4 separate regions of the Homo sapiens genome follow, and regions 2, 3 and 4 are each linked to region 1. Evidence: chromatin loops called from intact Hi-C (ENCODE). Cell type or tissue: heart right ventricle. All regions are shown on one strand. Each heading gives the region's core, and the rest is flanking DNA. Links, peaks and the distances in the headings are about the cores only.

Region 1 (5,000 bases), core at 1-5,000:
TCCTCTTTACAAATCCCGGAAAAACAGAAGGGAGAAACACCATGTATCATTCCATCCCTCTGACAAAGCTGCTGTCACAGCTGTGATATTTTCCTGATGGGCTGTGTATGTGTGCAAGTACACACACACCACGCACAAGGGTAATGAAGTTGCCCTAACAGGGAAGGTGTTTTCTCTTCACTTTCAGTTGGGGCTCTGTCTGGCTATTCTAAGAGGCCAACACTGCTCAGGCTGGACCATGGACTGTCACAACAAGGGTCCTAGTCCTGCTCTTTTCCCACCCCACCTGCCAGGGACCCAAAGCGGGTGGTCAGGTGGGCACACATACCTTCCGCAGCTTCCCGTAGTCAATCAGCTCGGGCCGGTGTCGGTGGATCAAAGCACAGAAGCCGAGGCCATCCTTCCAGCTGCCCGGGGAGAGAGAAGAAGGAGCAGGCTGGTAAATGAGGCTGAACAAACGGGCAACCAGGGCAAAGCAGGGGCCTCCTAGACACCAGAGAGATGAACACATAGAGCTTTCTGGGGTAGGAGTTAGAAGACAGGATGGGAAGGGACATTTCTTCCTGCCACAAATCCCAGGCACTAGGGTCAAGACTTTGTGGGGGGGTTGACAAGTTCAGATAAACCTGCCATATCCAGCCCTACCCCCGACCAAGGCCTATGGCCCTAGTCTGCTGTTCCAGAGCCCTGGGCTGGGACTTCCTGGACAATTTCCTTGGGGGCGCTCCCAGTAGCAAAAGCATCAACCAAAGTTATATCAGGCAGCAGCCCCATCTAAGACACTGCAGGGAGAGAGACGGGGGGATTCAGAGCGATGGCGACATCCCCTTCCCAAGGAAAGCTACTTCTTCCCCCAGAGGTCTCCACTTTGTTCTAAAGCTGAGACTGACCCAGCCAAGGGGGTCTGGGAGCTCCCGGGGGAGGCAGCCTGGTTCTGTGAGAGCCCCTCAGACCCCAGCACTCACCTTATGTGGAAGTTCTGGATGTTGACATTTTTGTAAGGGGCTGTCTTTCTCTGACACCACAGGAGCAGCCCTTCCTTGGCTGAAGTCTCTATGGGGAAGGGGATGGGCAGCGAGGTCAGAGGGCTGACTCGGTGGAGGGAGGGATGCCGGCTCACAGGAGGCCCCACTGTGACCCTTTGATGCCAACCCTGCAGCTACTGAAGGAGGAGCCCTGGCCATCAAGTCTATTCCCTTGACAGAGTTTGAGAAGTTATTTGAGAAACAGAAAAAGCAAGCTGGGAAGCTGTTCAGAGCTAGTCGTGTTACACGTGTAAATTTTGAGACAACAGTTTTTCAAACTTCAAGAATTAGCTCCCCCTACTCTCTTTTATTCAAAGAAATGGTAATGATACAAAATAAGTCGGCAACCTCTATCAGGTTGGGGAGGAAGATTTGATCTGGGAAATCTACACATCTAGGGGTCTCCAGACAGGGGAATCCCACAGCCTGAGGGGTGCACACAGCTGAGTGAGAAGAAAGCATTAGGACTCCTAGACAGATTTTGTTTTTAATCTAAAAAATAAGGTTTCCTTATATTTACTGCACGGATCAATACTGCTGCCCTCTGTGTGTGAAGCAGCCACGTGTCTATGAGGTTAGGCAGGCAACTGAGGGGGCTCACGGAGCTCCCAGCACAGAAGAAAGACTGCAAACCACACTACCCCCCTGCTAGGTTTGTGCTGTGTCCCCGCCCAAATCTCATCTTGAATTGTAGCTCCCATAATTCCCACGTGTTGTGGGAGAGAGACGGTGGGAGATGATTGAGTCGTGGGCGTGGTTTCCCCCATACTGTTCTCGTGGTAGTGAATAAGTCTCACGAGGTCTGATGGTTTTCTAAGGGGAAACCCCTTTCACTTGGCTCTCATTCTCTGCCTGCTGCCATGTAAGAGGTCCCTTTGCTCTCCCTTGCTCTTCTGCAATGACTGTGAGGCCTCCCCAGCCATGTGGAACTGTGAGTCCATTAAACCTCTTTTTATTTATAAATTACCCAGTCTCGGGTATGTCCTTACCAGCAGCGTGAAAACGGACTAATACACCCTGTGTTTGTGCCTGTGAATTGGAGGTTAAGGTACTCAGTGGACTGTGTTCATGAATGATCTCATTTATTTTCAACACACAAAATGGACTTTAAAATGACATTCAAGGGTTCCTACAAAGACCATAACCACCTAAGCAAAAGCAGACAATTTAAAAATTGGAAAAGCTAATGCTTCTACTTAGCTTAAGCTCTTCGTCAGCTAAATCACAAGAGTAACACAATGATGACTGCAGAGCTGACAAGAAGTCCACCCAAAAGAATCAAAATCATCAAGAAGGCTATTTGAGAAATGGATTTACATCCACTATCATTAACAAGAACCACACCCCAGGTGACTACTATGACCCTCTTTCCAACCACTTCAACCCTAAATACCAAGTACCCATAAACCGAACTTGGAACTCTACATTGCTGCATCACAGAGTGTCACACCTAGATCTCCATCACAAAGCAATTGAATTGAATCCACGTTGTTTTCATTAAGAAATTCCTTTGATTAAAAATGTTTATGATGTCTATGCCATTAAAACAAATATTTAAAAAATAGTATCTCCATCTCATCTTGTAAAAGTTTGTTTCAGTATGTGTGTTTTATCACAGGCACAACAATACACAAATATTATTATGCAAGATAAATACAGGCATAGCAGACATAAAGCTCAAAAACTGCCCGAGTGTGGAATCAAGCGTAGAGATCACCTCTCCAGACCATGGCGGCCCTTGCAGATCTGTGAAATGGCCACTAGAGGGTGCTAGGGGAGCAAAGTGGAGGACGGGGTTAGCGCCCCTCCTGGTCCTTCCTCCCAGCCGCTATTTCCCCACCCTTTCAGATTAACAACCCAAGAGCCAGGTGGGTTTTCCAATATACTTCCCCATGGCAGCCTTGGGCTTTCCCAAAGTGGGGAGTTTCCCTGAGGCCAACATGCCTATGAGAATCAGAATGGCAAACAGTTCTTTTTTCTACATTGACTGGAGGAGAAGGCTGATGCCCAATAAATGAGCAAGAAGCCCAGGACATGGCCCCTGATCAACGTCCGTTGCCCTGGGTATGGGAGTTCTCCAGGCTAAGCCCAGGGAGGGAGACGAGATGGTGATGGCGGGATGGAACAAAGCAGAAACCCACCTTCCACGGAGATGTCCTGGATGGCAAAGCGCAGGATGATGGTCCAGATCATGCCCAGGGTCATCTTCACATTCCCATCCACGATTTCTACAGAAACAGCAGCAGCACACATCAGAAAGGGCCTCAGCGGGGACAGAATTAACACTCCCTCAGCACCCACAGCACTCCATGCCCCACGCTAGGAATCAAAAGACTCCAGAGCTCTACTTCTAGAGGGAAACAGGATTTTTGCTTGTTTTTGAGACAGGGTTTTCGCTCTGTCACCCAAGCTAGCGTGCAGTGGTGCAATCATGGCTCACTGCAGCCTCCAAATCCTGGGCTCAAGCGATCCTCCCATCTCACCTTCCTGGGTAGCTGGGACTACAGATAGGCCACCACACCCGGCTAATTTTTTCATTTTTTGTAGAGACAGGGTCTTACGATATTGCCCAGGCTGGTCTCAAACTCCTGGGTTCAAACGATCCTCCCACCTTAGCCTCCCAAAGTGCTGGAATTACAGGCATGAGCTACCATGCCTGGCCTGGATGTTTCTTAAAGTTAATGCAATAAACTGTGACAGGTGCTGGAAGAGAAGTCTATTTGGGGCACAAAAAAAGGGTGTAATCAATCCTAGTTGGAGACAGTGGGTACATCAGGGAAGGCCACAGAGAAGGGGGCATTTGAAATCCTGATCTGTGTTCCCAGCCTGATGAAGAGGGGAGGATTTCTAAGCAATCACAAATGTTCTGGCAATTCTGTGAGCTGGGGCTCTCTGGGCAATCACAGCTCTCAAAATAGCCACCCACACGTGGAAAAACAGTGGAATCAAGAGAAAGTCACAAACTTAAAGTTTTGTAAATTGCCATCTTGAACTATCCACTGACTCAATCTCACAATGCCATCAGTTTGGGTATTAAAACAGATGTTTTTTTAAAAAATCAAACAATAGCTTCAAGATCACAGCTAAGAGATAACCCAATATATTTAGTCTAAGCAGCACCTTTTAGAGTTTTAGAATCTACAAGTTCTATGAAGTAGATTTTCTCTTTTTTTCTGTACCAGGCCTAATGGCAGGGAATACAACATAAATAAGCCCTATTTTAAGGAGCCCAATACATGGAGCAATCTATGGTCTTGTGGTTGAACAAGTGATACTCAAATGTAGATTCCACACCCACTCATCACCTGCTTCCAGACCAGGAGATAGTAATCCGGCCCATGGTAAGACACGCTCAGTTAAGAGTAAGGTACCCAAAGAATATCTTTTTTTTTCCTACCTGCAACATTAATTTTAGGGGAGACCCAATAGAACCATGAGAAGGATCAATTTCTAGGCAGTTCTGACCCTACTAGGATTTGCATCCCACAAACCCCTGAAACAAGAGTGGATTTCCATTAAGGATGGTATACTCTAACATCTTAGCCCCTTTCCCAAAAGTGAGGGCAAAACTGTATGCTGTTCCATGACCAGCCGGGTGTAGTCCATGGAGCAGTGCTTGGCCACAGCCACCTCCCAGGGGAGCGGGTAACCTGCTGAGTCTGCATGGGATGCTGAGCAAAGGAACAAGTGTCCACTTTGGACTTGGAATAGGATGTAACCCTTCTTGTAAACAGGGAAGTAAAAATGCCCCTCCCAGAGCCCCAGACACCAGGCGGGGCACAGTCCCACATCCAAATGCTTGGGTTGGAGAGAAACAGAGAGCTGAGCAGCATGCAACCCCTTTTGCTACCAAGCAACACAGCCAGCCAGCATTTTGCAGTCCACATTGTGGGGAGGTAGTACTACTCATCAAGAATCAACTCATAGACCTGGCACAGTGGCTCGAGCCTGTACTCCCAACACTTTGGGAGGCCA
Region 2 (5,000 bases), core at 1-5,000, 180 kb after region 1:
CAAGTAGGAAGTGAAAGCAAGAAGAACCTTTGGGCTCAGGTAGCCTCCAAGGAAAGGAATGCTGTTTTACTGCCAGAGTCCGCACTATATTGCAAGACTAGAAGGTAGGCTTGCTTTAAACAAAAAAAGTAAAAAAGTGTAAGCCTTTAGTTAAGGCTAATTGCTTCTGTTGATACCCAGCCAACCTGATGTCACTTTTGTCACCTGATCTGATGCTAGAAGTTATCAAACTTGAATAATTATAATATACTAGAAAGAAACAAACTATGTATTTGTAGCCAAAAGGGGGGAAGACAGATTGTATAAAGGGCTTTGAGTGCAAATCTCAAAGAGGGTACCATCTGGCAATGTTATGTGAATGTATCTATCACAGCATCAGGCATACAGTAAATGCTCAGTAAATATATGCTCTCTTATTTTAAAAGATGGAGGAAGGAAAAAGACATGAAGTTAGGAAGCCTTCAGCAGGAAGCAGGAAAAAGGAACTTGTCTCCATGAGTTAGTGACAGACCATGGCACTAAACATGAGAAAAAACATCTTGCTGAATGAAGCACAGAGGTTTCAAACTGGTGGATCCAGAGCAGAATAGGTATGGTGCACAGATTTGTTTCATCTATACAATAAAGTATGAATTTGTTGTAATATTTTAAAACCAAGAGACCTTACATAAAAATCTTTATTTCTGTCCTCTCTTGAAAAAAATCGGAGGCCCTGACAACAACGGGCTAAAGCTGTACAGAAGCTGGCCCATTTAGATGGGATGTGGGCTCTCCACAATCCCCACCACTCCTTAATGTTTACTCCTAGCCCAATCCACTTATTTTTGCTGCCTGTCTTGCTCCTGTCCGCAACAAGTTGTGATCATTTGTACAGTGAAAAGGGGTCTCTATTGAGAGCCCAAAAATCTGGGTTCTAGCCCTGGTTTGCCTACAAACTTGTATGTGTTGTGACTTGTGACCTCTCTGAGACTCAGTTTACTCATCTGTGAAAGAAAAGGTTTGTATAAAATGATCTCTAATAGCTCTATAATTAGAATTCATCTACAGTGGTGGCAATGAGCATGAGGGAGACACAAAGGAGGTTCAGATATTTCACACTTTATTCCCCAAGTCTAATTTCTTGAAATGTTAATTTTATTTTGAGGCTAATGAATTACCTAGTGAACCTAGGATAGTTTAAAAAGAAGTACACGTACTCTGAAGAATATCTGGGTCCATCTGTATGGACTGAATAATCTCATAATTAAAAGCCAGATGACTGTCTCAGATAAATAGGATCTCTTACTGCTTTTCTCATCCATGTTCATTCCTATTACGGAAATTCTCAGATTCCTGTCTGGGATGGTTACCCAGCCTATGACTAAATGAAAAGTTCCAGAACACAGAGCCTCAGGCTGTGGGTGTTCTCAGAGCACACAGGAATGAGGTCAAATATAAAGCCCAATATAAGGAAAAGGCAGGCTATGGAAACTGAAAGCAGAAAAAAAGATTCTGTCTAGACTCATCAAAGAATATACATGTCAGTCCTGCAGGTCACACTGTAACTGTGACAACTGCTGCCTTGAGTGTGGAAAGTCAGAGCCTATAAATCACCTTTGAGACATGTTCTAGGACTGGGACAGTAAGTCTGACTTCTTGTGCACACTTAAAAAAAACTATAAGTTCAGTAGATTAGTTCCACTATAAATCCATTATTTAATTCATCCTCCTAATTGGATGAATTATTTAATTCATCCATCCTTCCAGGCCTCTGGAAGTTGAACAGGAAAAATCATACTTATCAATCCTGATTTACAGTTAGAGAAGACTTAGGCCCACAAAGCTAAATACCACACATTGACCAACGTACTCAAGATTTACTTCAACAAATTTTTATTGTGTTCTCACTGTGTGCCAGGATTTGGAGACAAGACAATGATGAATTAGCTACATTTCTTAGTCCCTAAGGAGTCAACAAAAAAGCCAAATATAAATCTCTGTATTTTATATACCTCTAACTATTTCAGGAATATGAACAGACTTTTAAGACTTTAACTCTGTTAACTGACCCAAAGTTAGATTCAATGACTTTGCATCTTCTTTCAAGGAAAACCACTTACCCCAGCCAAAAAGAAGTCTTGTCTGTCAGAGAGAATAAAATACCCATAAAACTCTTCCCATAGGACAAGTCACAAATAATAAATTAGTCAAATCTAAATAGAGAAAAATCAAAAGCCATTCAATACTTTTATAATTATATATAAACTGAAAGACAGAAACAATGATATCTTTGATGTATATACCTAGGACTATCACAAAATACCTTCTGTGGCTCTGCCTATGACAATACCTGCCCCAATGCATCTGAGCAAAATGGGTAATTATAATCCGGATCACAGGTTCTCAACCAGGGGCAATTTTCCCCCCAGGGGACAATGTCTGGAGACATTTTTGGTTGCCTGGAGGATAACTTAGGATGATATTACCGGCTTCTAGTAGGAAGAGGCTAGGGATACTGCTAACCATCTTATAATGCATAGGACAGCTCCACACAACAAAGAACTATCTAGCCAAAATGTTAACAATGATAAGGATGGGAAACCATGGTCTAGGTGCTTACATGTTGGCTAGAGGTCTTTGTTCTGGGTCTTCTAAGGTCCATGAAGATAGGCTTTGTTGCTAAACACAACCTGAAGAAAATCACCTTTCCCTCAGCCTCTGGTTTCTGGAAATAAAGCCTAGTAAACTATTAATATCACCTTCACTGCATGCTCTATTATTCAACAAAACAAGAATTACATGCATAAGAAGTTGACAAAGGATAGGAAATCAACAAAAGCAAAGAAAGAAGGAAAAAAGGAAGAGAGGGAGAGACTTGATTGTCATTTCCACAGCCAGACAAAGCTAAATCAACCATTCTGTATATCTGTTCTATTGAGAGTCTGATCGCCTATAGAAACTGTTTCTTCCCACCCAAGAAACAAATTCCCTGCAGTGCCATACAGGTATATACAAATTAAGTCATTCAGGTACTGTGGGCACCCCAAGGAGACATCACTGAGGCCACCTAGTGGTCTCCAGTATGGATCTCAGCTAAGTAGGCCCTAAGACTCCAACATGAGTATAAATTCTGAATTTGGATATATAGTCTCTATTTATAAGAGAGGAAATCTCTAGTTCAGAAAACTTAAAAGAACATTCTCATCTATCTACACGCAAGACAATTCAACAGGCATTTATTCGGCTCCTATTACATCTACTAATCCTTAAACTATGACATTAGGAAGCCTCTAGCAACCCCCATCTAAGGAGAAAAATCCTAGCTTTTACTTCAAAAAGCGAGGTCTTGCCAGTTTCTCAAAGAAATTTTTCTTTTATGCCTCTTTTATATTTCTTTTATGCCAAAAATAACTCTAAAGAGGTGGGGTACAGCATATAAGAATTTTAAGTCAAAATTTGACATAGTTGACCCAAAGATAAGAACACTAAACATTAGCGAGAGACTAAGGTTTTTCTTTTTCCCAATCTATATGTGAAATAGCAATAAGATTTGTTGTGCTTGAGAATAAAAAATTCTATTTGTTTATTTGATCAGTCTTTCCTTAGATTTGTCTTTCTTCCCATTTGTCTTTCCTCGGCTTGGTGACCCAGATTAGCCCAACTGGTCACTGACACTTCAGAACTTCTATGGTTAAGACAGAAAGGTGCAAGAAGGCCAAGTATATTCTTAAACTGCCAGCTTTAAGTCAACATCAGCATCTCCATTCCTGGTGAGACTCAGAAAAGGCTGGAAACTCACAGCTTGGGCTCTCCATTTCCAGTTGTGATGCTGGCAGTAAAAAGAAAAAGAGTCAGCATCTGGCTCCCTCTCAAACAAAGCTGCTTACCCCATTTCATCCAAGAAAAAGATGGCATCCCAAGAGGCCATTCAAGATACATGTCTCTTGGATGGTACTTAGGGTGTTTCATTCATCATTGTGTTTTATTGGTTTCTTTTTTTTAATGTCTCTCTCACCAGCAGGCTAATTTTCCATGGATTCCCTCTCCTTTCTTCTGAAATGGCACATTCTTAGAATCTTAAAATCTGTTCACAAACTTGGCAGAGCTAGGTGGCTCAGAACCATATCGTGGCCAGCCTTGGTTTATGGTGTGTGCCTTGTATTTACCCATTGACAGCCTTGATAAAGAAACTCACTATTATTAAGTCAGAACATCTCCAGGCACTCACTGTTTCCCCTTAATTGTTTCTACCTGACATAATGGTAATGAGAAATAAAGACCAGTATAGAAAGAACAATCAGAAAGAAAAGCATAAGTGTGAGATGCAGGAGGCAGACAGCATTTACCTGGTCACGATCTCCTGCAAAACAGCAGCTTTTCATGGTGCATGAGTTGAAGTAACCCTGATTGTCAAACTGAAACACAGGCAGGCGGGAATGGATGTCATAGAGCACAGGGGGCAGGCGTCGCCTCAGGGCCAGGAGCTGGGTCCCGTTGCTGTTGAATCGTACACTCATGGCACTTTGGAGGGACAGGTTTCCACCATAGCGCAGGAGAGAACTGGAAGGCACAAGGCACAGGAATCAGGCATGAGATAGGCTAAACAAGAGTCTGAAAAACACATGTTTGCCTATGACCTCCTGTCAAGCTTGCATAGCTGAATTTCAGCAAAAGGATATTTCTGTGCAGTGGCTAGAATAATGAGGGTAGCAACGCTTCCTTCGTTACTTTAAAACAAGTTACTTCAATTGTCAGTTCTCTTGCTCAGTCTCCAAAAGATGAATTACCAGTAAAGTTACAAGAAAAGGATAACAAAAACATCTTGAAAGAAGAGACATATTAAAATAATGATTTTCTTTACCCAAGCTAACTGCACAACCAAAAGCATACTCGTCAAGACCCTGAGAAGTGGGTTGTATCCACTCTAACTGGGTAGTCATGGACAGTGTTTAAGCAATATAGTCATCCTTCATATTAGAGATACAAGAACCATCAGTAAAAACAATAGGCCGGGTGCAGTG
Region 3 (5,000 bases), core at 1-5,000, 200 kb after region 1:
CACTCCAGCCTGGGCAACGAGAGCAAAACTCTGTCTTTAAAAAAAAAAAAAGTGAGAGACAGGGGTACCTACAAACTAAAAAGACTTAGAAGTCAAATCATCCAATTGCTTTGTAAGGATTTTGAGTCCTGCTTCACAAAAACCATTGTAACAACTAGATATGAGATGGTATTAAGGAATTATTGTTACTTTTTAGGTGGAATAATATTGTGGTTATGTTTTTTTTTTAATTATCTTTTTATGGAAAGCAGTTTGGTAGTTCCTCAAAAAGTTTAATATAGGATCACCATATGATCCAGTAATTCCACTCCTAGGTGTAATATACCCAAAATAATTGAAAACAGGTTCTCAAAAAAAATTTGTTCACGAATGTTAATGATAGTATCATTCACAATAGCCAGAAGATGGGACAATCCAAACGGCTATCATTAGATGAATGGATAAACAAAATGTGTATATCCATATATGTATAATGTATATATAATAGAATATTATTTAGCCATAAAAAAGAATGAGACACTAATACATGTGGATGAATCTCAAAAACATGATGCTAAGTGAAAGAAGCCAGACAGAAGGTCACATATCGTGATGGCCAATATTAGGTGTCAACTTGACTGGACTCAGGCATGCCTACATGGCTGCTGAAGCATTGTTGCTGTGTGTGTCTGTGAGCCTGTTTCCAGAGGAGACTGAGATGTGAGTCAGTGGGCAGGGAGAACATGACCCGCCTTTAATGTGGGCAGGCATTGTTCCAGTGTAACTAGAACAAAGCTAGCAGAAAAAGGGGGATATTCAGCTTGTTGATGTTCCTTGTTCTCTTTCCAAGCCTGATGCTTTGCTTCCTCTCCTCCTGCCCTTGGACATCAGACTGCAAGTTCTTCTGCCTTTGGACTCTGGGACTTGCACCAGTGGCCTCCTGGGGGCTCTTGGGCCTTTGGCATCAGACTGAAGCCTCTACTGTCGGCCTACCTGGTTTTGAGGCTTTCAGACTTGAACTGACCACTCTACTGGCTTTTCCCATTCTTCAGCTTGCACATAGCCTATCATTCACCTTTGTAATGGTATGAGCCAATTTTCCCTAATAAACTGTCATATATATATATATATATATATATATATATATCTCCTATTGGTTCTGTTCCTCTGGAGAACCCTGAATAATTATACATAGTGTGAAATACCCAGAATAGGTAAATATTATTTTTACTATTCTGCTTTTATCTGTTTTTTGTTTTGTGTTGCTTTTTTTGAGACGGAGTTTCGCTTTTTTTGCCCAGGATGGAGTGCAATGGTTGCAATCTCAGCTCACTGCAACCTCTGCCTCCCAGGTTCAAGCAATTCTCCTGCCTCAGCCCCCCGAGTAGCTGGAATTACAGGGGCCCACCACTACGCCCGGCTAATTTTGTATTTTTAATAGAGACAGGGTTTCACTATGTTGGCCAGGCTGGTCTCAAACTCCTGACCTCAGGTGATCCACCCTCCTTGGCCTCCCAAAGTGCTGGGATTACAGGCATGAGCCACCGTGCCCACCTTAACTGTTTTTTAAATTTTTATTTATTTTTAGTGATAGGGTCTCATTCTGTCACACAGGATGGAGTGCAGTGGTGCAATCATGGCTCACTGCAGCCTCAACCTCCTGGGCTCAAGCGATCCTCCTGCCTCAGCCTCTCCAGTATCTAGGACTGCAGACTCTGCCACTACCCCACCTGGCTAATTTTTAAAAGAATACTTTTGTAGAGATAGGGTGTATGTTGCCCAGGCATGTCTTGAACTCCTAGCCTCAAGCAATCCCCTTGCCTGGGGCTCCCAAAGTGCTAGGATTACAGGCGTGAGCCACTGCACCCAGCCTACTTTTACACATATTTGAAAAAAAGTCTTACCATAAAAATTTTTAAGAAGAAAACGTCAACATTTGATTTTAAAATAAGAAAGCTGGCTGGGCGCGGTGGCTCATGCCTGTAATTCCAGCACATTGGGAGGCTGAGATGAGTGGATCACTTGAAGTCAGGAGTTCAAGACCAACCTGGCCAACATGGTGAAACCCCATCTCTACTAAAAATACAAAAAAATTAACCGGGCATGGTGGCACATGCCTGCAGTCCCAGCTACTTGGGAGGCTGAGGCAGGAGAATCGCCTGAACCCAAGAGGTGGAAGCTGCAGTGAGCCGAGATTGCACCACTGCATTCCAGCCTGGGTAACAGAGCAAGACTTTGTCTCAAAAAATAAATAAATAATTAAATAATTAAATAAGAAAGTCCATTTGATTTAGGTTTTGATATTATCTACTTCTGAATAACTGGACTTGGGGAATACGAAAGGAAGAATATGAAATGATACTTGTTTGCAGAGCTCCCCTCCATTTACCAGGCATTCCCCAGATGCTCTGGTCTGAAGCGACGTCTCTTGTCATAAAAGACATTTGTGTCTGGTGAGAAGGAATGGACGCAAGCAATCTCTGGCCTAAACCCCAAAGACCCTGGGTCTGAGTGAACTTGAGCAAATTCAACATGGACCTCTCTGATTAACCACTGCTTCCATCTTGTAAGACCAACAAAATTGCTAAATCACCTTGGGTATTTGCTAAATAATGGCAGAATCAAAGGTCCCACCCCAAACCAACAACTCAATCTCTAGGTATGGGGTCCAGGAAGGAGTGCTTCGACAAGCTCCTCAGGTGATTCTGATGCCCCTTAAAGTTTGAGAATCACTGGGTTAGGAAACCAGTGACCTGGTGTCCTCCAGTGGGCAAAACTGATTCTACACCTCCACCTTGTGGCTTAAAAGCTACAAAGCAACTTCACCAGAATACCTGGCTCTCTGCCACATAACTAATTGACGGTGGCATTCAAAGCCCAGCAAGAAACCTTACACCTCCTCTAAGGATTTATTCCTGAGATACAACATTTGGATTCATGTCATTATACTCAGGGATTAGCAGGTCCATAAACATTATAGAAAGTTAGCTTTGAAAGTATTTTCTAAAAGTTAGCTTTGACTATTTTGGGATGAGTATAACACTATATATTCATTCAATATTTACTAAGTTTCCATAATATTCCAAGCACTGTGCTAGGCACTAGAGATTAAAGATGAATAAAACACGCACCTGCCCTTAAAAATTCATAGAAAAACACAAGTAATAATACATATTAGGACAAATGCCTCCTTTCTGTGAAGCAGCTCCTGGGCACTGGGAAGGAAATCAAAGACAAATACTGGCCTACCGGGAGACAAGACATAGCATATGAATAACTAATGATGGCAAAAGCAGCAACTGAAATGTGCAACATGAATGCCACAGATCATAAGTACTTTACAGAGATTCTGAATGGAGAGATCCTTTCCTCTAGAAGTTAGGGACAGCTGCATTCATTCAACATACACTCTGTGCCAAAATAGTGCCAGGTGCCGGGGGACATGGTGAGTAAAAGCATCTTTAAGAGTATGTAACAGAGAGATCTAGCAAGGAAGTTTTCCCTGATGGATTACCATTTGATCTTGGTAACTATGACATGAACACGTAAAGAAAAATCAAGAAAACAGGAGAAAGCATCCTCTATGTGTATGTGTTTTGGGGGGTGGTGCAAAGGGAGAAGAGACGCAAGCTAAGGAGCCAGTGCAGTCAGAACCTTATGGAGAGACGGAAATGGGTATGAAATGGGGTAGGGATTTAAGCAATGAAAAGAGTGGCCAAGCACTAACACAGAGCAAAGATGTTTATGGCAGAGGGAGGGAGAGGCAGAAGAGGCAAATGGACTTTGAGATTTCAGCCAGGATGATTATAAGACAGACGATGACAATAATAAAAAAACAAAGAAGTTTAAGAAAGGAATACAGTGCTTGGGAGAAAGCAAGCTTTTTATTAAGGAGTTCAGAGGACAGAACACTTGCATGAGTACTGTAAACCTATGTATGGTAAAGATGGGTGAGTAGAAGACAGAAAGAAGGGAGTAGCTTAATAACCAGAAGGCATGCCCCCGACTAAAGCTAATCATTGTGACGAGCAAAATCCCAGTTATCTTCAGCTTTTCTGTTGCAGTTTTCTATAATACCACCAAAATTTCTAGGTCCACCTGACTCTTCTCGTTCTCTCTTTTGTCCCTTTAAGGCAGCTCTGTAAAGAGCCAGTGTTATTGCCACAGCCACTGGAATCGTAGGGAAGAAGATAAATACCCACTTGAAGACAACAGTGGCCTTGGATTCTTTTTTTAAATTTTAAGATACAACATAATACAGGCCAGGCGCGGTGGCTCACACCTGTAATCCCAGCACTTTGGGAGGCTGAGGCGGGTGGATCATGAGGTCAGGAGATTGAGACCATCCTGGCTAACAAGGTGAAACCCCATATCTACTAAACATACAAAAAGAAATTAGCCGGGCGTGGTGGCGGGCGCCTGTAGTCCCAACTACTCAGAAGGCTGAGTCAGGAGAATGGTGTGAACCCGGGAGGCAGAGCTTGCAGTGAGTTGAGATCGCGCCACTCTAGCCTGGGAGACAGAGCAAAACTCTGCCTCAAAAAAAAAAAAAAAGATACAACATAATATGATAACATGCACTAATTCTAAGGGCATTGCTCAATAAAAATTTATATAGGTATACAACCATGAAATTGCCACCCAGATCAAGATATAGAACCCCAGAAGTTTCCCTCATGCCTTCCTTAGTCAATACCTTACCCAGAGGTAACCACTATTCTGACTTCCATAACTTGCCTGTTCTTGAGCATCATGCAAATGGAATCACAGAGATTCTTTTGTATTTGAATTCTTTTATTCAATATTATGACCGTGAGATTCATCCATGTCAATGTGTATATTTATAGTTTGTTGTTTATTTATGTTTGTGTAATATTCTATTGTATGGCTATTCCACAGTTTATTTATCCATTTTCCATTTTCTTTTGATGGATATTTAGGTTGTTCCTAGCTTGTGGCTATTATAAATAAAGCAGCTGTAAATGTTCCTGTACATGTCTTTGGTGGAAATAGGTACTCAT
Region 4 (8,226 bases), core at 1,415-6,414, 90 kb after region 1:
TATCTCCTCTCCTACCCCATCATAAGTCCCTTGAGAGAGGGCCTTTGTTGCCTGCCTTGCTGTCTGCTGCGCCCCCAGTACCTGGCACACAGTAAGAATGCAGGTCGTAGTTGAAAGGATATGTCTGTTCATGAAGCTACTCAAGTAAGGGATGTTATTTGACTCACCTCGAAACCCAGGCAGCTACTTCTGCAGAGAAATAGTTCTTGCAGGCTTCCAAGACCCTAAGGAACCACTGTGTGGGATGTCAGACAGGCCTAATGGCCATGCCGTCATTTCTCCCAACAGAATGGGTGCCTTTCAGATGTAGACGCAGCAAAGCCAACAGTCTGTCCTCTCTCTAAACCCTCTTTATTCTTGGCTTCTAAAACAAAGAAGAGGTAAAGAAAATCCACGGGGCCAGGGCTCTGTCAAAGAACACCCAGGCTGCACTTAATTAAGATGAATAATTTAAAGACTCTCAAGTCAGACAATGGAAACATTAAGAGTTTCCACCAAAACATAAACTTGGCCAAGTGGGCCAGGTCTCCAGAAGCCTCCAAGGACATTCTCAGAAATGGAGGGATGGTGTCTTGCTTAGCCCGGGGGTGGGGAGTGGAGTTTTGGGTGGAGAGAAGGTATGAGAAAGGAAAACCTGAATTCTCATCTGGGCTCCACAAACACATGCTAGGTTGTTTAGGCTGTGTGACTCTCCCTAACTTGTTTCCTTATAATGAAATAAAACATGTTGGTGGGGCGTGGTGGCTCACGTCTGTAATCCCAGCACTTTGGGAGGCCGAGGCGGGTGGATCACACGGTCAGGAGTTCGAGACCATTTTGCCTAACATGGTGAAACCCCGTCCCTACTAAAAATACGAAAAAATTAGCCGGGCGTGGTGGCGGGTGCCTGTAGTCCCAGCTACTCGGGAGGCTGAAGCAGGAGAATTGCCTGAACTCGGGAGGCAGAGCTTGCAGTGAGCCGAGATCGCACCGCTGCACTCCAGCCTGGGTGACAGAGCGGGACTCTGTCTCAAAACAAAACAAAACAAAACAAAACAAAACAAAAACATGCTATGTAGATTAATCAAAAGAAAAAGCAAAACCTTACATAATCCTACCATCCAGAAAGGCAGTATTTTTGTCGTGTCGCCTTGTAGTGGTTTTTTTCCTAGCATAAATATACTTTATCACAATAAAAATGTGATTTACTATATATTGCCTTACATATTGCTTTTTTCATCTAATAATATGTTGTGAACATTTTCTTATGCCATTAAATACTATTCGACATGTTTTTCTTTTTTTGAGACGAGGTCTCGCTCTGTGGCCTAGGCTGGAGTGCAGCAGTGCGATTTCAGCTCCCTGCAACCTCCGCCTCCCAGGTTCAAGCAATTCTCATGCCTCAGCCTCCCAAGTAGCTGAGACTATGGGCACGTGCCACTATGCCCTAATTTTGTATTTTCAGTAGAGACGGGGTTTCACCATGTTGACCAGGCTGGTCTTGAACTCCTGACCTCAAGTGATCCACCCACCTTGGCCTCCCAAAGTGCTGGGATTACAGGCATGAGCCACTGCGCCCAGCTTCAACATTGTTGTTTTTATGGTTGTGTAGTATTCCATTGTATGTATGTGGCTGGATCATCCAACCAATCCCCTGTCATGGGACATTTAGGTAGTTTCCAATTTTTATAAGTAGCACGGCAATGACCATTTGTTGTTGTTGTTGTTGTTGTTGTTGTTGTTGTTGTTGTTTTTAGACAGGGTCTCACTCTGTCACCCAGGCTAGACTGCAGTGGCACAGTCTTGGCTCACTACAATCTCCACTTCCCCGGCCCCAGCAATCCTCTCACTCAGCCTCCTGCGTAGCTTGGACTACAGGCATGTGCCACCACGCCCAGCTATTTTTTTGTGTGTTTTTTGTGTAGACACAGGGTGTCACCATGTTGCCCAGGGTGGTCTAGAACTCCTGAACTCAAAGCGATCTGCCCACCTCAGCCTCCCAGAAAGCTGGGATTACAGGTGTGAGCCACCAATGCCTGGCCAGCAATGACTATTTCTGAAATGGATACATGATTATTTCCTTTGAACTAATTCCCAGAAGTTGAATTTCTGTGTTAAACAGATACAAAATCCTAAGGGTTTCTATATGCAGCTTTTTTAGACAGCACATTTATTAGTTTGTAGAGCATGAATGAATATGGTCTGCTATCTTATTTTTTTGGTCTCTTCACCTCTATTTTTACTGAGCGTTGTGACGTTGAGTTAGGAACAATATACAACCTTTACATTCAAATGGGAACGCCTGCCTTCAAAGGAGCTTGTTTTTGTTTTGTTTTGTTTTGTTTTTAAAGGGAGTCTCACTGTCACCCAGGCTGGAGTGCAGTGGTGCCATCTTGGTTCACTGCAAACTCTGCCTCCCAGGTTCAAGCGATTCTCCTGCCTTAGCCTCCCAAGTAGCTGGACTACAGGTGCCCCCAGCATGCCCAGCTAATTTTTGTATTTTTAGTAGAGACGGGGTTTCCCCATGTTGGCCACGCTGGTCTCCAACCCCTGACCTCTGGCGATCCGCCCACCTTGGCCTCCCAAAGTGCTGGGATCACAGGCATGAGCCACCACACCTGGCCCTTGTATTTTAAAGAAAACTTTTTGACTTTTTGATCTGAACAAACATAAAACAAATCAATTAAACAGAAAAAAGATCAATTGATCAAATCAGCTAACAAGAGAAAATTAATAGAAGACCCCATCTTTCCTGTTTCTTCCATTGAAAACCTAGCCAGCTAATTACTTAATAATTTAATTTATCGAGTTTGCCACATAAGCATTTATATCTCATGTGCATTTTATGGCACATACTGATGACTGGCTATCTAACAGTCATTTCTAACCCCGTTCTCTATTTTCTGCTTCCTACTATAGAAAGTGAAAAAGCCAAAAATGCACTTTCTCAGGCTCCCTTGCAGCTAAGGGTGACCTGTCTTTGCTCAATGAAAACAAAGGGGATATCTGTTGCAGGAATTCTGGGAAAGTTTTTTCTTTTTCTATTGATTGGTTGATTGACAGGGTCTCACTCTGTTGCCCAGGCTGGAGTGCAGGCTGGTGCAAACTCATCTCACTGCAACATTGACCCCACTGGACTCAGGTGATCCTCCCACCACAGCATCTCAAGTAGCTGGGAATGCAGGCCCAGCTAGCTTCTGTATTTGTTGTAGAGATGGGTTTTTGCCATTTTGCCCAGGCTGGTCTGGAACTCCTGGGATCAAGCAATCCTCCCACCTCAGCCTCCCAATGTGCTAGGATTACAGATGTGAGCCATCACACCTGGCCTTGTTTGTTTGTCTTGTAGAGACAGGAGTCTTGCTGTGTTGCCCAGGCTGGTCTTAAACTCCTTGCCTCAAGTGATCCTTTCGCCTTGGCCTTCCAAAGTGCTGGGATTTGGGGAAAGTTTTTTCCCTGCCTGACAAAATGAGAGAAGTCACAAAACAAGCTCTCCTACCACCTCCCACCTGAGCTGTCTTCCCAACCTTTGAATCTCCTGTAAGTGCAGTATTCTAGGAGGCATGGCAACCATCTTTAATCATGAGGCAACAAGCCTAAGGAAACAAAACAAATCCTGACAGTGGTGAGTCCTCCACTATATCCTGGGGCTGCTGAGTCCACCTAGAGCTACCCTGGAATCTAGCTCCCAGATAAACATCTTTATGGCCTCAGGTAGTCGTTCTCAAAGTTAGTGGTTAAGTCAGCACATTATGATCCCGTGAAAAGCCTTTAAATTCCTGGTACCCAGGCCATACCCCATAGTAGTAAAATCAGTATTTCTGGGAGTGTTGGGGAGCTGCAGGGTGGTACCCAGGCATCAGCATCTTTTAAAATTCCCTAGGTAATTCCAAAGTGCAGCAAGTCTGAGGACCAGTGGCTTAAGCCAGTGCTTCTCAAACTTTAATGTGCATAGAAGTCACCTAGGAATTTTGGTAAAATACACACTGCTTCAGTAGGTCTAGGGTGGGGCCTGAGTTTCTGTATTTTTAGCAAGATCCCAGTTGATGGCAATGCTGCCAGTCCAAGGACCACACTTTGAGTAGCCAGGGTCACTGTTACCCTAAATGGACACAACCCAGCTGGTACATCCTTTTTCTGGATGCAAAAGTCACCCTCATATTTCCCAGGTGGGGCAGGAGTATCCTTCTGAGAATGCTGGGACAGCAGGAAGGGCTCCTCCCTGCCAGAGGTCCATGAGCCCTTCAGCATCACCAGTCCTCCACTGTAGCCAGTAGGTTCCTAAGTCAATGCACCACCCAGTGGTAAGGAAAGTCCCAGGTCATGAGCCTGTGGACTGCTGACATCCTGTCCGTCCTGTCCTGTGCTTGCTGCGTCAGCCAGGCCAGCTTTTCTGACCAGACCTACCCAGCCAGATTCAGCCTTCGGCTTTACCTAGAGCTCATTCTTTCTTTTGGGTCCTTCTACCACCAGCCTCTATCTCAGCTACACTCTTAGCTAGTAATCAGGAAGTAGCATTTCAGCTAGCATCTTTTTCTTTAGTTGCTATTTTCCATGATTCTAAAAAACAGCTTCCCGGCCAGGCACAGTGGCTCATGCCTGTAATCCCAGCACTTTGGGAGGCTGAGGTGGGTGGATCGCCTGAGGTCAGGAGTTCGAGACCAGACTGGCCAACATAGTGAAACCCCCGTCTCTACTAAAAATACAAAAATTAGCAGGGTATGGTGGCACACACCTGTAATCCCAGATACTTGGGAGGCTGGGACAGGAGAATCATTTGAACCCAGGAGGCGGAGGTTGCAGTGAGCCGAGACTGAGTTATTGCATTCCAGCCTGGGCAACAAGAGCGAGACTTTGTCTCAAAAAAATAAATAAATAAAATTAAAAACAGCTTCCAAAACACAAAGATGGCGATGTCTCAGGCTAGGGGGAAAAAACACAGGCAGAGCTCTCTATCTCCTAGAACACCTTCCCCTGATCAACCTCTTTCCTTCCACCCTCAGGGAGGTCAAGCCCACCTAGTGACTGACACAGTCCCTGACCACCTGATCTGCAGCTCTAAAACCTCCTCCTGAGGCCATCGGGGCCACACCCTGTCTTCTCCTCCCTCCTCCTTCATGGCCAACCAGCTTGACGGTTCCGTTTCTTTGATACTTTCTAGCAAAATCCTCCAACTAATTTGCCTGTCTTGCATCTCCATCTCCTTCCATCCCATTCTCTCCTGCACTCTCATCAGGCCTAAGTCCCCATCCCCGCTTTGCAGCTGCTGCGGTCAAAGCTGCCATGAACTTCAACTTGCCCATCTGGATGGTCTGGGGTGGTCCTCGTCTTTTGGGCAAGTCTGCAGCTTTTGGCAGAGGTCAGCGTCCCCTCTTTTTTGCCTCTGCACGAACTGTCATCAGGACACCGTTTGCCTGGTCCCACTCGCTGGCTCCTTTTCAGTCTCCTGAGCTGGTTCAACCTCCTCTTCCTGACCTCCACAAGTCGGAGGCCAAGGCTCATTCCTCACTCCTCCTGCTCTCCCATCTGTTTCTCCAGGGGACCCCGCCTCTCCCCAGTGGTCAGTTCCATCTGGAAGTGAATGAAAGGTAGGTTTCTAACCCCTAGGTGTCACCTCCTCTCCCTGACCTGCAGTGGCTTCCTGTTGGGTCTCTCAGCTCCCCCACCTGACCTCCCATCATCTGTTCTCCACATAGCATCCAGCCACCCTCCTAAACCTAAGTCATGCCACTCCTTTGCCCAAAACCTCCATGGCCTCCCATCAGACGGAGAGAAACAGGTGGACCCCACTCGTCCCAGTGACTCGGCCCTGCCTGCCCCTCACTCTGTTCACCACGGCACTCTGTTGTCCCTCCACTCAACCCCTTTGGCCTCCTTGCCACACCTCGTGTGTGTCAAGGTCCTTCTGGCCTCAGAACCTCTGTACTTGCTGTTCTTTCTGCCTGAAACACCCTTCCCCGCAGATCCGCAGGTTTCCCCATCTTACACCATTCAGGCTTCTCTCTACTCATTGCTGTCTTCTCAGGGGACTGCGCGGAACCTTCCACACTAGTCACTCCCTCTCCGAAACTTGCTGCATGCTTCTTCCTCACACTCATGGCCCAACTTGATTACATCAGATATTGGATTGTTTCTTGTCCTGCCTGCTGCCTGTTTCATATGTAAGCTCCATGAGAGCAGGGCCTTGTCTGCTTCATGCACAGCTGAGCTGCAGAGCCCAGCACAGTGCCTGCTACATAGCAAGTGTTGAATGAATAAATGAATGAACGAGTAAACAGATACATGTTGCTTGTGACACTCCGGACACATGCTGTGAGGAAGGCACCTGGGCTCAGGCTGATCTGCCTAAGGGGCTGCAGTGCCCCTCGGAGCTGCTTCCAGGGAAGCTCCTATTCCCCTGGGCCATGGCTGCTGTCCTTGTGTCTGGCTCTCAGAGATCCCCAGGCCAGCCCTGTGTGCTATTTGGATCCCGATCTCCTTCATTCCTATACCTGGGTCTCCAGAGGCCTAGGCACAGGCAAGGCTTCTTCCACCCCCAGCCCCCAGGTCAGTCTATGAACTGCGAGCACGAGGGGGACTCAACAGTCACCCACACCCTTTCCCACTTTGGTCCAGTCTCCCTGGAGGATGCTGTGAGTTCCAGCATGGTCCTTTGAGCAAGCTGAGACATCAGAGAAGCCACTGCCACAGACTGAATTATGTCTTCCATAGTTCCTACCTCGAAGCCTTAACGCTCCATGTGGCTGTATTTGGAGACAGGTCCTTCAAGGAGGCAATTACGGCTAAATGAAGTTATAAGGATGGGGCTCTGAGCCAATAGGATTAGTAAGAGGCACAAGAGAGAGTGAGCATGCTCTGTCTCTGTCTCCCTCCCTCCCCTTCCTTTCCCTCCTCCCTCTTCCCCCAGCTCTCCCTGCCCTCTCCCCATCTTCTCCTCCCTCACCACCCTCTCCCTCACAGAAGAGCTCATGTGAGCATACAGCAAGACGACAGCCACTACGAGCCAAGAGGAGAGGTCTCAGAGTGAAAGCTGCCTTGCTGGCATCCTAAACTTCCAGCCTCCAGAACTATGAGAAATCGATTTCTGGTGTTCAAGTCATCCAGTCTCTGGTATCTTGTTGTGGAAACCCGAGCAGTCTAACACACCAACCTCCAACACACCCAGCTCTAGAGGCTCCTGCTGCCACAGGGTGAGCTGGTTAACACTGGGAGGGGATTGGGGGAAGATGATAGACCGATAGATAATAGATTGATAGATATAGATAGATACTGCTCCTGTCCTTTCCATTCGCCCCCTTGAAATTCTACCCTCAGAAATTCACCTTTAAGGAATGAGAGGAATGTAGCTGCCTCTTCCAAGAGACCTCCCAGCCTCACCTTCCCTAGCCCAGATTGGTCTCTCCCTCAGCTGAGATTCATCTTCATCCTCCCGGCCCTCAGCCCTTGCCTCCTCCAGCTCCTGGCCATCCTCTCATCCCAAGGGTACGTCCTTCGGCAGCTGGGCTCATTTATTCCTCACACTGGTTTCTTCTAAGTAGGGAAGTTTCTAAACCTTTCTGTGAAAAAAGAAAGAAATCCTGCAGGGAAAGGGGTTCAAACAGGTTGTACAACCCATCCCCAGAGTCTGATTCACTTGGTGTGGGCGTGTGCCTGAACTCTGTATATTAAGCAAACACCCTGGTCTTACACCGAAGACCCTCTGCTGACCTTATGAAAGAGACTGTGTAAGAAATGCAGATGCCTGGGCCTCACCCCAGAGATCCTGATTCCACTGCCTCTTCCTTGCCTTGTGGCTTCACCCACTTCCAAACCCCCTGATTCTGGTGTGCTGCCAGGGATGAGAGCCACGGACTTACCGGGTGCTCAGGGAATAAGCATTGACCTGAATGAAGCTGCTGGGTTGACACAGGCATCCTTCCGGGAGGGGTGAGTCATTCAGCCATGCTGCCAGCTGTGAACAATTCAGTCTGGGGAAATACAAAGAGACGTGGTCCCTCTCAGAGTTTCCATTCCCACATGGAAAGCTGGTGCTGGGAAGTGGCTGGGCAGCCAGGCTGGGCGCTGGGAGGAGTGCAGGGTGAGGATGAGAGAAGGGCTGTACCCACACTATGCTAGGCCGACTCCAGGCACTGGCTGTGTCCAGCTGGTTCAATCTTTCCAGCAAACCTGCGAGGAGGGATGTCATAGGTGAGGAAACCAGGTCTGCAGAGTTGAGGTGTCTGGTCTTGAACCCACGTGTGTCCTAACCAT

Evidence for each region. Peaks named below come from ENCODE experiments on the same cell type or tissue, not always from the same donor. Only the 100,000 strongest peaks of a DNase experiment are listed, where the experiment ranks them.
Region 2: a loop joins it to region 1, with 4 times the contacts of the local background. A loop is called at or near these places in 99 of 110 quality-filtered maps.
Region 3: a loop joins it to region 1, with 3 times the contacts of the local background. A loop is called at or near these places in 97 of 110 quality-filtered maps.
Region 4: it touches region 1 in a loop (8-fold over the local background); 41 of 110 quality-filtered maps call a loop at or near these places.

The regions. Positions count from the first base shown.
Region 1 is chr14:68,908,990-68,913,989 of GRCh38, forward strand. ACTN1 (actinin alpha 1) reads right to left here. Exons shown (of 22, transcript NM_001130004.2): 4 at 3,167-3,253; 5 at 966-1,053; 6 at 329-407. Among named protein-coding and RNA genes, the nearest start is that of ACTN1, 68 kb to the right of the region's middle. RefSeq lists an enhancer at 2,887-3,006. In heart right ventricle, for the core only: a CTCF peak has its summit at 2,786 (motif pointing right); a DNase peak (open chromatin) is centred at 2,812; H3K27ac peaks cover 2,183 bases.
Region 2 is chr14:69,087,349-69,092,348 of GRCh38, forward strand. It overlaps DCAF5 (DDB1 and CUL4 associated factor 5), which reads right to left. Exons shown (of 9, transcript NM_003861.3): 6 at 4,326-4,539. Among named protein-coding and RNA genes, the nearest start is that of DCAF5, 63 kb to the right of the region's middle. In heart right ventricle, for the core only: a CTCF peak has its summit at 3,048 (motif pointing left); no DNase peak of the experiment used is centred there; H3K27ac peaks cover 811 bases.
Region 3 is chr14:69,104,821-69,109,820 of GRCh38, forward strand. The region is part of intron 5 of DCAF5 (DDB1 and CUL4 associated factor 5); the gene reads right to left. Among named protein-coding and RNA genes, the nearest start is that of DCAF5, 46 kb to the right of the region's middle. In heart right ventricle, for the core only: CTCF peaks have their summits at 2,768 (motif pointing left) and 2,968; a DNase peak (open chromatin) is centred at 2,784.
Region 4 is chr14:68,997,973-69,006,198 of GRCh38, forward strand. No RefSeq gene overlaps it. Among named protein-coding and RNA genes, the nearest start is that of ACTN1-DT, 22 kb to the left of the region's middle. RefSeq lists an enhancer at 6,897-8,096. In heart right ventricle, for the core only: a CTCF peak has its summit at 4,296; a DNase peak (open chromatin) is centred at 4,228.